Linked DNA regions of Homo sapiens: region 2 is linked to region 1. Evidence: read pairs that join two places in POLR2A ChIA-PET (ENCODE). Cell type or tissue: PC-3. All regions are shown on one strand. Each heading gives the region's core, and the rest is flanking DNA. Links, peaks and the distances in the headings are about the cores only.

Region 1 (7,125 bases), core at 2,603-5,102:
ATTCAAGGCTTTGTTGAAGTAATCAGTGAAGGAAATGGTATTATATATCTATACAGTATATTGTTTAAAGGTACTTTAGAGAAGAATTAAACTGAGACAGTGATGTTCAAGTACATAATCTGTGCATGCTATTTAAGTATCATTTTGCAAATATAAATATATACATAAAAATAATTGAGTTAGTATATAATCTATAAATTCCCCTATAATTAAGGGTTGTTATTTTCAAATCTTGAAATTGTTTATTTTTTAAAATTCCACGCAGTGTATTATATAGGGCAAAGTTCAGGAAACATGTTTCCAGTCTAAAGAGAGGAGTGATGTAAGAAGAAACTAGTTGACATCTTAAGAAAGGGTATTCTCACTTGTGCACACATATCCTTGATTATATAATATGCTGATTTAACATGAAATATTTTTTCACATTTTAATTTTGATTTGAAGTTAATCTTATATGTCATTTTGTGCATTTTTTGTCATAAATCTTCAAAGGTCAACCTGATTTTTTTTTTTTTTAAATGATACCAGATTAGAAAAATCTCAGATGTGGTAAATGCCATCTTTAAAAAGCTAGGTTATCTTTGTTTCGGTTTTCTTTTCAATTAAATTTGGATAACACTTACAAAAAAAGTACTTCTGATTCCCAGAAATCATAAAGAAGCAGGGGGAAGGCGTCCCCGACTTAGTCCATGTGATGCGCACATTAGCGAGTGAGAACATCCCCAGCCTCCCACCAGGGGGTGAATTGGCAAGCAAGTAAGTTACATTCTGTACACTCTTATGCTTTATGTCAGTGTATGAAAATGTTAGGTATTCATTGATAAAATGTTTGTTTGCCTAATTTCTGAACTGATGCAGTTATCTGTGTTTTAACCTGTGATTTCAATTTTTTTTTAGTATTAGAATATCTAGAGTTTGTTTAGACATAGGTATCAGTATCATTGTAACTAATTGCAGTGAGGGTTGTCTTTATTGGAAGCTTGGTTGGCATTGATTTCCTCATAGAGCATAAACGAGATAATATACTGAAAGAACTTTTTAAACTAAATTACATAGCACTACATAAAAATTTACAAAATTCTAAGTGTCGTTGTTAGTAGTAGTATAATTTGATTTGGTCAATCCCTGAGTAACTTAACACCCTGAAAATTCCCCTTCCTCATATGGACCATGTTTCTATGCCTGATTTTCCCAGTATTTTTGGTTGTTGATTGCTGGTTAGTTGGTTTTAGGTGTCAGGGAAGAAGATAGAATATATTTCTTGTCTTTTCCCTTTCCACTTTAGTTCATAGAATTGGACTACTTTGTGTTAAATATTAAGCTTACACCTTTACATAATAAAGTGGAAAATTCAAGCAATTCCAAGGGTTAAAACATTTTTACCTCAAATATCCATATAATTGACTTACAAACATAAAACTTGCAAATACCTTTAGCTTGAATTTGGATATAGAGTAAATGTGCTAAAACTACAAGTGAAGACTTCTTGTACTTACAGTGAAGATATATTATTGACTAATTTTCTCGATTCTCTACTGTGTTTTGCAAGTGTGACCATGTTCTTTGTAATCACTAAATAGTGATTGTAAAAGCTCCTGTTTGAAGCTTTTATTTTTTGGAAACTTTTTTTTTCCATATGACTTTCTATGAAACGATCTATAAAATTGCTTCAAGTCAATTTTGGAAGTAGGGAGACTATAACTTATAAATATACTACAGATTTTTAATAAAGTGTTACTCAAAACTAATTCCTAGACTTGTCATGGAAATGTCTTATTTGACATTTCAGTTTTAATAGAACTTTTGAAAAGGGCATTAAGAAAAGTAGAAGCTTAAATATAAAGTATAATCTGAGACTTCAAAACTACGATGCAACTCAACTAGCTTATGTTAGTATTATATCTTAAGAATGGCATTGCCATTGATGACTCATAACCATTTAAACCAATTCAAATGGAAGTAGACTATATAGACTTTTTTTTTAATCTGTAATTTTTAGCCTTCTATTAACTGGGTTGGTAGAGTGTTATAACACATTTTAGAGTAGACTCACCTCTGCTTTAACATAGGAGCCCAAATATCTTAAAAGTGAGGCTCACTATTGACAGCAAGAAATAGAACTAAAATAATATCTGAGTATAAGATTATCTTAGAAATTTTAATAAACACCTGGCTATGAGTTACTAAGCAATGTTTTGCTTTCTGAAGAATTAATTTTCTGCATTTTTTTACACTTAGGAGGAATGTTATTGAAGCCGTTTACAATAGACTGAATCCTTACAAAAATGACGACACTGTAAGTAGCATTTTAGCTCCCTCTGCTTTCCCTTCCCCTCCACTCTAAATGCATATCCTTCCTACCTGTTTTTGCAGAGCTGTTCACTGTACCCATTCTCTTACACACACCCCTGATTGATTGCTCTGAACTCTGCTTGCTCTGATCTCTGCCTGCACCACAGTTCTAGTGATTGAGGACATAATCATGGTGAGTGGCCACCTCTCTCAAAAAAGAAGAAAGTCCTTTTGAATTATTCTAGATTTTTTAAGTCTTTACAAACAATCAACTTCAGAAGGTTTGCCTCCACTACATGGTTTTTTTTTTTTTTTTTTCCCGAAGTTGGGACTATCTCTACTCAGAATATTGTCTTATTCTGAGTTTTGTAAGCAGCTGCAGCAGAACTTCGGAATGTCTGTCTCAACTAAATAGTTCTTATGGTTGGAAATACCTTTGTCAGGAATCCTGAAGTATATACTTCACTTAAATATTAGAGAATTGTTTGCATAAATAGACATTAGAATGCCATACTCTCCAGTTAAGTGTTCTGTTGCAATTCTGTTGTATGATGTTTATAGAAAAGTGATAACTTAAAGATCATGTGGGCACAGCTCTGAAATATTTTATGTATTGCATTATGAAGCTTCCTCACATATTGAGTTCTTAATCTTTTCTGATGCATTAAAGGTTTATAAAAGTGGTATTCTAAAACTGTATTGGATTTCATTAAAAAATTCTTTTTAGTAGATTTATTGATTGAGTAATACATTTGGACAGCCTCATCATAAAACCGCATTTCAAATATTTTCCAAAACAAAACAAAGGATTAACAATTCTTTGAACAGATTAAACATTGCTATTTCATATGTACACATATATACTTATATACTTTAAAAAACATTTATATTCTAAAAGTCATCTTTACAGAACATTATCTTTCTCCATTATCCAGAAAGTATGGTGTATTTTGGCACCGCTAAATTTTAACGTTGTTCCTTATTTTGCTTCCTTTTACAAAGGACTCTACATCAACAGATGATATGTGGTAAAACTGCTCATCTAGCCATGGAGTTTACCTTCACCTCCAAAGGAGAGTACAGCTCAACTTTGTTGAAACTTTTAACATCCATCCTCAACTTTAAGGAAGGGGATATGACATGGGTGAGAATGATTACATCAGAGAACTTCAGCAGTACAACAGCTAGCCCAGAACTGATTTTTTTTTTTTTTTTTGTAAATTTGAGACTTATGTAAGCGTGATTTCAAACCATAATTCGTGTTGTAAATCAGACTCCAGCAATTTTTGTTGTATGATTTTGTTTTTTTGTAAAGTGTAATTGTCCTTGTACAAAATGCTCATATTTAATTATGAACTGCTTTAAATCACTATCAAAGTTACAAGAAATGTTTGGCTTATTGTGTGATGCAACAGATATATAGCCCTTTCAAGTCATGTTGTGTTTGGACTTGGGGTTGGAACAGGGAGAGCAGCAGCCATGTCAGCTACACGCTCAAATGTGCAGATGATTATGGAAAATAACCTCAAAATCTTACAAAGCTGAACATCCAAGGAGTTATTGAAAACTATCTTAAATGTTCTTGGTAGGGGAGTTGGCATTGTTGATAAAGCCAGTCCCTTCATTTAACTGTCTTTCAGGATGTTCCTTCGTTGTTTCCATGAGTATTGCAGGTAATAATACAGTGTATTCATAAGAATCTCAATCTTGGGGCTAAATGCCTTGTTTCTTTGCACCTCTTTTCAAGTCCTTACATTTAATTACTAATTGATAAGCAGCAGCTTCCTACATATAGTAGGAAACTGCCACATTTTTGCTATCATGATTGGCTGGGCCTGCTGCTGTTCCTAGTAAGATATTCTGAATTCCATTTTATCAATAAAGCTTGATTTAACAAACAAGAAACTTAATCATGTATGTGTAATTCCTCTTTTACCCTGGCCTTTTAAAACACTGTGCCGTTGTAATGAGACGTTTCTCATAGGGAAAGATGTTAGTCTCTTTTAATTGGACAACACTGTCACTCAAGGCATAGATGAAACTTTCCTTCCATTAGAAAGACTAAAAGATTTAATTCTTGGTTGTACCTTAATCTATTTTTTAAATAGGTTTCTTTCAGGCTGCTTATTTTTCATTAAGATGTGTATCAGCTTGGATTTGCCTACTGTTTAATTAAAATATTTATTGTCAAAGTTTGACAATCTAACACTCTATGGTAGGGGTGTGTGTGTGTGTGTTTGTGAGTGTGTGTTTGCCTGTGATTTTTAATTGGCCCATGTCTTTAGAATCCAAGTGGTTAAGATGTATTTGTGATTTGAAATATAGCATGTTGATAATATTTAGCTGTTGGCCTTTACAAATAACTTTCAAAGCTTAAGGAATTGTAGATATAAAAATAACCTAATTTAATTTAGGCTTAAATTCCTCTGATTAAGCATGTGAAAGTAAGTTTTAAAATCTGTCGCATTGAAAAGATTACTGTTCCGTGCCCTTCTGTATTTTTGTCTCTTTAGGTTGAATATTGTATTTATCACCATGTAATCATTCAGTAGGCAGATTCCCACTAGAAAACTGTTGAAATGTAAGACTAAAATACAACATTGAATACAAAATCAAAATTTTGTGTATAAAAACCAGTATAGTCCATTTTGTTATATTTGTTTTTTCCCTAACTTGGAAATATACATATTTGTATATATAGCCTTAAAATTAATGTAAAGTTAGGGGAGTAGTGGGGAAAGTAATGTGAAATGTCTCAGATTTAAGTAGTTAAATACCAGCAAAATCTTTTCATTATCCCTCTTATTTTGTGAGGTGATTAAATGTAACTTAATTGTATTTAATTTATATCTTATTCCAGCATGAATGAGGAAAAACTGAAGTACTATTTATATTTAGAAATTCATATCAGTTGAAATTACAGAACCAATTCCATACTTACAATAAATACTTAATGTCTAAATCTGTGGTAGAGTGCGAAGTATGATAATGTTCTAAGTTATGGCTTTGCAAGCATCTAAATGTGCATTTAATGAATACCAGTGCTTCTAGTATAGACTAATTACCAGACATACTGGTACTGAAAGCTAAATCCCTATTATAACAAACCAGTTCCTTAATATTTTAAGTAGACTGACAACTTTAGTTCCAGAAATTGCAAAACTTTGAACTGGACTGTGTAATCTTTTGAGATGCAAAACTTAAGTCACAAGTAGAGTATGTGATGGAAAGCTGTATTTCAAACCATAACAGCATATTTAGAGCCTTTTTTTTTTGAGTCTTTAAACAAGAGAAAATTAAAATATTCCTGTCAAAATTATTAGTATTGAAATTAGGCTTGGACACGAGAGAGAACCGTATTTGAGTGATGTGAGAAGACTAAATCTTTTCCACATGAGTCAGCACTGCCATACTAATAATTTTTTTACTATAAAAATACAGGAAGGAAGTATACATTATAACAGCAGACTGTGTGTGTTCCTGATTCCTGGAGGTAATAGTGGGGGGAAACCAACCATACTTTTTAAAGGCACTTTTGCACCTCTATTGTGCACTTCATTCTTGTACCACTTAAATTCTTCACCCCCATCCCCTTTTTTTGTGCTAATTAGCATCTCAGGGCAATGCCTCAAAAATGTTTGATGTGTTCTGTTCTTTGGAGGGAAAAAGTTCTTATGTGATGATAATATAGTACTCAAAATATACTTTTATCATTTAAATGTCTTATTTGCTGCTATGAATAGGAAATAACATTTTGTATAGCAGGCTCTGTTTTACCCTAACATTAAAAAATTTCACTGATCTTTCTTTCATTAACAGGGTAGAATCTCCTAATTTCCACTTTCTTGGGAATATACTTTTATAGACAATAGAAGCAGTTCTCAATATTAGCATATACTTTAAAAAATCAAAGTGATAACTTAATTCAGCTTTGGAAGTATCTCAAACATATTTTTACTTTATAGTGCATTAACTTGCTTCTAGAGTACTTAATGCAACTGCTCTAGCCACTTAATTTTTTATACTAATCTCAACATTAAGAAATTTGGATTAAGTAATAAATTAGTTATGTAATTCAAGTAATCTGAATTACAGCAGTACTTTTAGTGATCATTCATAGGACTATATATTAACCCAGCTAATAACTCAGTTTTTTTACAAAATGTTTCGAGTATTATTGGTAAAACACTGTTCTAGGCTAAGCACATTGGGACTGTAAAGAAATGAGTAGATCCTTGGCTTCAAGTTTACATCTGGACAATTTATAATCTAGTGTATGTTAGTATTATAACTGGATCACTCATCAAAAAATATATATATATATCTATTGCCCACCTGCTATCTACCAGGTACTTAGCTGATCAAGGCAGGCCCCTGCCCTAAAGACCTTGTTTATACTTCCTTTACTCACCTGAAAACTGTTCTCCAGTTTATTTTCTTCTCTCTAAAGTTAAAGAGTAATTCAGAAGAAAATTTTGCTTAGCATAAGAATAAAATTGGACTGAAGAGGCTTAAGCCCATTCAGTATCCTTGATTGCATTTATCCAACGGCCTTTATTCTTCCTGCTGACAGCAGTAACTCAGAGGAATAGGTAGTAGATTTCTGAAAATTATCCAGCCATGGAAATGTAGGTGGGGTTTGAGTTTAAGGCATTTAAAAATGTAAATATCTCTAGCTAAATTTATCTTAAGTAGAACTCTGTGTTTTTGTAACACACTGCCAGTGTTAATATCAAATTTTAGCCAAATTATTACTATGTGTTTTAATATTTTAAAATAATTTCACTGCCCATCTTTACTGGACAAACTCATTTGGAGTTCAACTTGTGATTT
Region 2 (7,125 bases), core at 1,528-4,027, 120 kb before region 1:
TCCCTGCAGCGCAGGACATGACTATGCCATGGATCAGTGGGAGGTCTCATTGTAGTTGTCTTTCCCTCTAACATTGGATATTGTGTGTGTTGGAGGTTTTTACATGTATTATTTAATATATTTAAATATATTTGGACCACACCTGCACCAAAGGAATATACATCAACAGGTACCAGACTTGAAGGTGAATGCCAGTGACTTTGGGTTGTCTTTCTTTGGGAAGCAATGCATGGATTATATACAGAAGAGTTGCATTTTGTCATTAAGGGGCACTTTAAAAAATAATAAGGGAAGAAAAGTGTGTAAGCACTAGTCAGCCAGTGGCTGCATATGTGACCAACACCTGGCCAAAGAATGCTCATTCCCCCAGTCTAACTGATGAGTTCTGGGATGGACACATGAGCCCAGCCAACCACTCAGCATCCCTCCAAGGACTCACTGGCTAGTGCTGTTGGGGGAGATTTTCTGTTGCTTTGGGAAAATGTGACCAAACTCACTGACCAGGTGGAAGAGGCACATTTGAACTATGATAGAATGAGAACAACATGCAAAGAAAAGCAGAAACAGACATGAAAGATGAATGAGGAGAGCTTGGTCACTGTTAAATCCCTAGTTTTTGAGGCTTCTCCCCTAGTTCTATGACCCATTCTGTATTCTTCCCATTGATATTTGTGTCAACAACTTCTTTCCTTTTTTTAACTCAACTAGTTTTTTTTCAACTAGTTTAAATTGAATTTCTGTCACTTGCAACCAAGAGTCCTACACAATATAGTGCTTTTTACTTTTATTTTATAAAGATCATCATAATTATGACTTTATTATAATTTTGACCTTAATTATAATTGCAATTTTACTCATGTTATTTTCTCTCCTCCATCATAAATTTTTTCCTCTGTAAATTTGCATCAGCATAAAACATGCACAATATGTTCCATCTTAAAGAAAAAACATTTCTTTGATCCCCCACATTCTTCTCCAGTTATTGTTTCATTTTTCTCTGCACCCCTTTAAATCAAAATTCAATAGTTATCTATGTGCAGTGTTTCCACTTCATCATCTTCATTCTCTCTTCTACTTATGCCGGTCAGGCTTTTGTCCCTACTATTCCACTGAAACCACTCTTCTTATTGTCACCAGTGATCCCCATCTTGATATATTAAATGATCAGTGGTCAGTCTTCATCTTACTCAACCTCTCAACAGCATTCGACACAGCTGGTCATTTCCTTATTTTTCAAACCCTCTTTTTTTTTACTTGGTTTCCAGTGATTTCCCTCTTACTGATATAGAAGTTAAAAAGAAATTATTTAGGCAGATAGGGTAAGGTTTTCCTTTTAATGAAAAGCAGTCCCCAAATCATTTTCTTTTCTAACGCAGAGTAGCCTGTAAAATCAAGCTGCAGACAGAGACAAGAAAGCTGGAAGCCTGCATGGGTGAATGCCAGCAGTTGGGTCAATAGGAAAAGGCGACTTGGGACTAGGCATGATCAGAATGACGGCCCCATCTTCCCTTCTTTTTGACAAACCACGTGTACAGTAAGGAGGAGAAAACATGACAATGGCCAGGTGAAGACCCCATTTGCATAGTAAGATTAGGGTGGGGCAGCCAGCTTCCCCACATATTATGTAAATGTCACATCTGGTCCAACCAATCTGTGGGCCCTATGTAAATCAGACACCGCCTCCTCAAGCCTGTCTATAAAATCTGGTGCACTCAGCTGTGGACTGGAAGTCTGATTTGGGTGCCCCTCTCTCTCGCAAGAGGCAGAGCTGTTCTTTCTCTTTCTTTTGCCTTTTAAACCTCCGCTCCTAAACTGACTTCTTGTGTTGGTGTCCTTGATTTCCTTGGCGTGAGACAACGAGCCCCAGGTGTGTACCCCAGACAGTGGTGCTACTTCATTAGCTCATAGGTGCTGGTTCCTTCTCAGTCTCCATTGCTGGGTTCTCCTTTTCCTTTTCCTAGCCTTTGAATTTGGAGTACCCCAGGACAGTCTTCGACCTTCCTTTTCTCCTCCATCTATTCATATATGCTGGTGTTCTCTGTACTCTCATGAGTTGCAAAAGTGTGTTTCTGGCACTGACCTCTCCTGTCAGGTCCAAACTCACATCCTCACTAGTTGCCTAATCCTCATCTCAATCTTAAAATATCTAAAACAGAACTCATGATTCCTACCTCTAAACTGTTCGTACCTGCAGTGTTCTCCCATCTTAGTAAATGATACTCTATTTGTGCAGCCCCCAAACCTCAGAATCATCCCTAATAGGATGTTGAGTGGAAATTTTCTTGTGGCCTCAGAATTGGCCACTAGAATCCAGCTCTGAGAAAAAAGATACATCTTGCACAATCCATATTCTAAAAAGAGCCAGTCATCTCCTTGGGCTTATTCATAGGAAAAGAACCTGTCATGCCACTCCTCAACATGACCCCAATGATTCCCTCTCCCATTTTTAACCTGTCCTGGAAGGAGATGTCAGAGAGAGTTGTGGGAAATGAGGCAGTGAGTCAACAGCCTCAGGGAAGGCCCATGGCTTTTTCCTCCTTCCTCATGCAAAGGGAAAGTGAGTGCTCCCTCCTCTAAGACAAGCGCAGGGAAGCTCACAGGAATTGGGACACCTGAAAGAAGGGAGACTGGCGAGAAGGGAGACAGCTGTTAGCTTTTGCTCAGGCAGCAGACTTAATTAAGCAGGGAAAAGAGAAGTGAGAAGTGAGATGGCAAAGCAGACAGAGGGACCACAGTGGGGCTGCCTATAAGACCATTACTGGGTGTGGCAAGGACTCTAGAATTTCCTGAGGCCCAAGTGATGGGAGGTAACAAGACTTATGTCACCACATCAGAGGACTGGCAGCATGTCAAAGGGAACCCAACAGTAAGACCATGGGGATGGAGCTGAGAGATTAGAAGAGATTGGATTGGAATCCGATCTCCCCTGGCAGAAAACTAGGCAGAGGGAAGTCTCCTTGGAATTGTTCTGAGAGCCTCCATATGACCACTGAAAAGACCCAAGAACTGGGATGTCCGCTGCACAGAAGGCATCAACAAAGTGGAGAGGTTTGCAATTGCACAACCACTTAAATGAAAGTGAAGGCCGGGTGCGGCGGTTCACGCTTGCAATCCCAGCACTTTGGGAAGCCAAGGTGGGAGGATTGCTTGAGCCCAGGAGTTTGAGACCAGCCTGGGCAACATGGCAAGTCCCCGTCTCTACAAAAAAAATTAAAAATGAGCCCAGCGAGGTGGTGTGTGCCTGTAGTTCCAGACACTGGGGAGGCATGAGGTTGGCTTCAGCCCAGGAGATAGAGGCTGCAGGGAATTATGATCATGCCACTGCACTCCAGCCTGGGTGACAAAGTGAGACTTTGTCTCAAAAAGAAAAAAAAAAGTGACTTGTCCCTTTTCATCTCCCCTCTGCCATTCCAAAATTGGCCTGCATGTGTAGCAATGGGAGATGGGGAGTGAGCATGTGTGGACAGGGGGTAGAGAAGAGATGAACATGAAATTAAAATTGAGATAAAGTTTTAAACTGGAATAGGCTAGATCAGGCATTATAATGCTTGAACATGATCAGATAACTGTGCCACCTGTCAGAAATACTGTAAAGGGACAAGAAAGGAAGATTTAATAGTAATTAGAATAAAATGAAACTGTTTCAAATGTATACCCCTGTAGATTGAAATAGTCAAATAAGCCAGTTACTATTTCTAGCTCTAAATGTGCTTCTCTTCTAGTTGACTACATCCCAAATCCTGCCATTTCTTACCCCATTCATTCTTATTATCCTGGTCCAAGCTAACACCACCTCTCCGCTTAATCACTGCCATGGCCTCCTCACTGGGCCCACGACTGTCACTCTCCGCTCCTCCTCCCCCATGTCTATTTTCTACTCAATAGCTAGAGTTCTCTTTTAAAAGCCTAAAAGTCAGTTACCTACTCAAAATATTTGGAATGAAACCTAAACTTTCACTGAACATAGTGGTCCACACTATGTAATCCCAACACTTTGGGAGGCCAAGGTGGGAGTATCACTTGAACCCAGGAGTTAGAGACCAGCCTGGGCAACATGGTGAGACACTGTCTCTACAAAACAGTAAAAAATTAGGCAGGTGTGATGACATGCAACTGTAGTCCCAGCTACTCAGAAGGCTGAGGTGGGAGGATCACTTGAGCCCAGGAGATCAAGGTTGCAGTGAGCCTTGATGGGGCCACTGCACTCCAGCCTGAGTGACAGAGCAACATCCTGTCCCCAACAAACAAATAAAACCCCTGAACTTTGCCAAAGGGAGCAGCCGTTGGTGTGTTGTATTTCTTTAGAGTATCAGTAACCTATTATATTAATCAGCAGTGATGAGTAATTAAAGAGAAATCTAATTCAAATAGGAAAAGAAAAATATTGTTGCCTTTTGTTGATTAGGTACAGAAAATTTGGTACCATATTGTAAAAGTACCAATTTCCTTATCTCACCCAAGTTGATACAAAACCATCATTACCACTGTCTGCCATCTCACAGAATCACACAAACTACTGGAGAATTTTCATCTTCCTTTTCACTCCCTACCAAAGCATTCATTTATTCATTTAAAAACAATTGCACTCACTATATAACAGCTTATGAGCTGTAAATACAACAATGGATAGAACAGACAAAAATTCCTTCCCTCATGGAACTTACATTCTGGTGAATGGGCCTTTTACTTTAATGATTAGATTAAAATAATGCTGTGAAGTATGCATGTGGGGGGGGGGGAGGTATCAAAATGCTATAACTCATTTATTCATTTAGTTATCCATTAGGCATTAAATTAGGAAGTGCATGTTACATTCTGAAACTTACCTTTTCAGAAGTCAGTTGCCAGTATAATGAAACACTTGCTTTGAAATGATGAAAATTAGATTTCAAATAAAAAACTTTTTCATTTTTATAAATTAACATTAATAGATTTTTTTAAAATTAAAAATAGCAAAAGTTTATTGCAATCCATGTAAATAAATGATGCAGGAAGGCATAAGGAAAAGTAGATGACCTTCCCTGTGTGAACTCTCACCTACCACAGTAGGCTAACCATAGCTCAGAGCCTGGGATGAGCCTTCCTACAACATTCCCTTTCTCATATAAACATTCCCAAATATTATAATTAATTTTATGTAATTTCCATTTTCATTTCATTTAAAAATGATCAAATATCAGCAATATCCCTATGGTTTTTTGCTTGAACTTATAAAAACAGTATTGTATTATACACTTCACACTGAGACTTGCTTTTCCAGTTTACCAATATCATGAACATCCCTCCAGATAGATTTAGTAGATTTGACACTTTCTTTTTAATCACTGTCTACTATTCCATTGAATAGATATACCACAATTATTCAATCATATCCATTACTGATGGGCATTAAAACTGTTTCCTTTTTGTATTAAATAACTACAACCAATGGTTTATATCCATGTGTATCTGTGTTCCTTATATACTGATGCTGTTATTTCTATGAGATGAATTCCTAAGAGTAAAATTGCCGAATTAAGAGTATATTTAGGTTTGTTTAGATATGCAAATACTTACCATTGTGTTTTAATTGCCTACAGTATTCAGTACAGTAACATGCTATACAGGTTTGTAGCCTAGGGTATAGTATCTATCCTAGGTGTGTAGTAAGCTATACCATCTAGGTTTGTTTAAGTACACTCTACGATGTTGATATAATGACAGAATCGCCTAACAACCCATTTCTCAGAAAGTATTCTCATCATTAAGCAACACATGGCTGTGTTTGTTCCTTTGTACTCCGTATTACTTCATGCTATTTCAAATTTTGTGTTCTTTTAAATTGTGTTTTCTAGTTACTTGCTGCTGGTATATGAATATGAAATTAACTATTATAAATTGCTTCGATAACAAGGCACTGTGCTAAATTATCCTATTTTTAAATTCTATATGTTTTCTATGTAATTAAACCTATTATTAATAATATAATGATAGTCTAATTTCTTTTTCCAATACTTATGTCTTGATTTCTTTTTTTTTTTTTTGCACTGTCAGGAATTTCTAATACAGTGTTGACTTGAAGTGATAAAATGGGTAACATTGCCTAGTCCCTAACTTTATTAGGAAAGCTTAAAATTTTTCTGATTTAGGATTATGTTTGCTGAAGTTTTTTATAGATAGATAGATAGGCAGAATCTTTAGGTGAAGAATATTCTGTTTCTTTTACCCTCCATTTTTTACTACAAAACTTTCCAAATATACAAAAGTTAAAAGAATAGTACATGATCATCCATATACCCACTAACTATTAGCAATTTGTCATATTTGTTTCATCTATAAGAAATATAAATGGGGCTATGAAGGCTGTGGGAAATCGTACAGTGATTGAAATCATATATAAACATAGCAATGTCTTTGGGGTCTAAAAAATTAGTGCTTTCTAAACTTTATGAAGGAGTTTCCAACAAACGACTTATTAATGTTGATCAGCACATTGGATCGGAATGTTGGAATGCTGGCAGCAGGTTTGTAGGCAGATGCTTGTTCTTTAGCAGACATAGCAAGAGAAGAAGTTTCCAACTTTAAATCTGACTTTGGTTATAACACTCCACTAAAACATCTTGCAAACAGAGTGGACATGTATGTACATGCATATACACTCTACAGTGCTGTTAGATCTTTTGCCTTCAGTTTCATGTTAGGGTCTTACAGTATGAATGACAGTGCACAATTTTCCATGATTGACTCATCAGGTGTTTTATATGGTTATTGGGCCTGTGCCACTGGCAAAGCCAGGCAAGCTGTAAAACAGAAATAGAAAAGCTTCAGATGAAAGAAATGACCTGCTATGATACTGTTACAGAAGTTGCTCAAGTAATTTACATAGTACATGATGACGCTAAGGATAAAGTTTACGAACTCAGCTGGGTTAGTGGTTTAACTAAAGGAAGACATGAAATTGTTTCAAAAGATATAAGGGAATAAGCAGATAAATATGCTAAAGAATCCTTGAGTGAAGAAGACAGGTCAGATGATGATAATATGTAAAATTTACTCCAGTATCTATTCTATGTTAAATTCCTATTACAATCCCGCGTAACTATATAGCCCTGTGGATTACACATACCCACTGACCAATTTTTTATT

The links. ChIA-PET counts read pairs that join two places held together with the same protein. Peaks named below come from ENCODE experiments on the same cell type or tissue, not always from the same donor. Only the 100,000 strongest peaks of a DNase experiment are listed, where the experiment ranks them.
Region 2: POLR2A ChIA-PET joins it to region 1 with 11 read pairs; 5 of 35 experiments call an interaction of 5 or more read pairs at or near these places.

The regions. Positions count from the first base shown.
Region 1 is chr14:60,289,159-60,296,283 of GRCh38, forward strand. It overlaps PPM1A (protein phosphatase, Mg2+/Mn2+ dependent 1A), which reads left to right. Exons shown (of 6, transcript NM_021003.5): 4 at 648-756; 5 at 2,239-2,296; 6 at 3,295-7,125. The coding sequence ends at 3,324. Among named protein-coding and RNA genes, the nearest start is that of LINC02322, 30 kb to the right of the region's middle. In PC-3, for the core only: no CTCF peak of the experiment used is centred there; no DNase peak of the experiment used is centred there.
Region 2 is chr14:60,172,992-60,180,116 of GRCh38, forward strand. It overlaps the pseudogene PSMA3P1. Among named protein-coding and RNA genes, the nearest start is that of DHRS7, 11 kb to the left of the region's middle. In PC-3, for the core only: no CTCF peak of the experiment used is centred there; a DNase peak (open chromatin) is centred at 2,470; H3K4me3 peaks cover 297 bases; H3K27ac peaks cover 2,032 bases.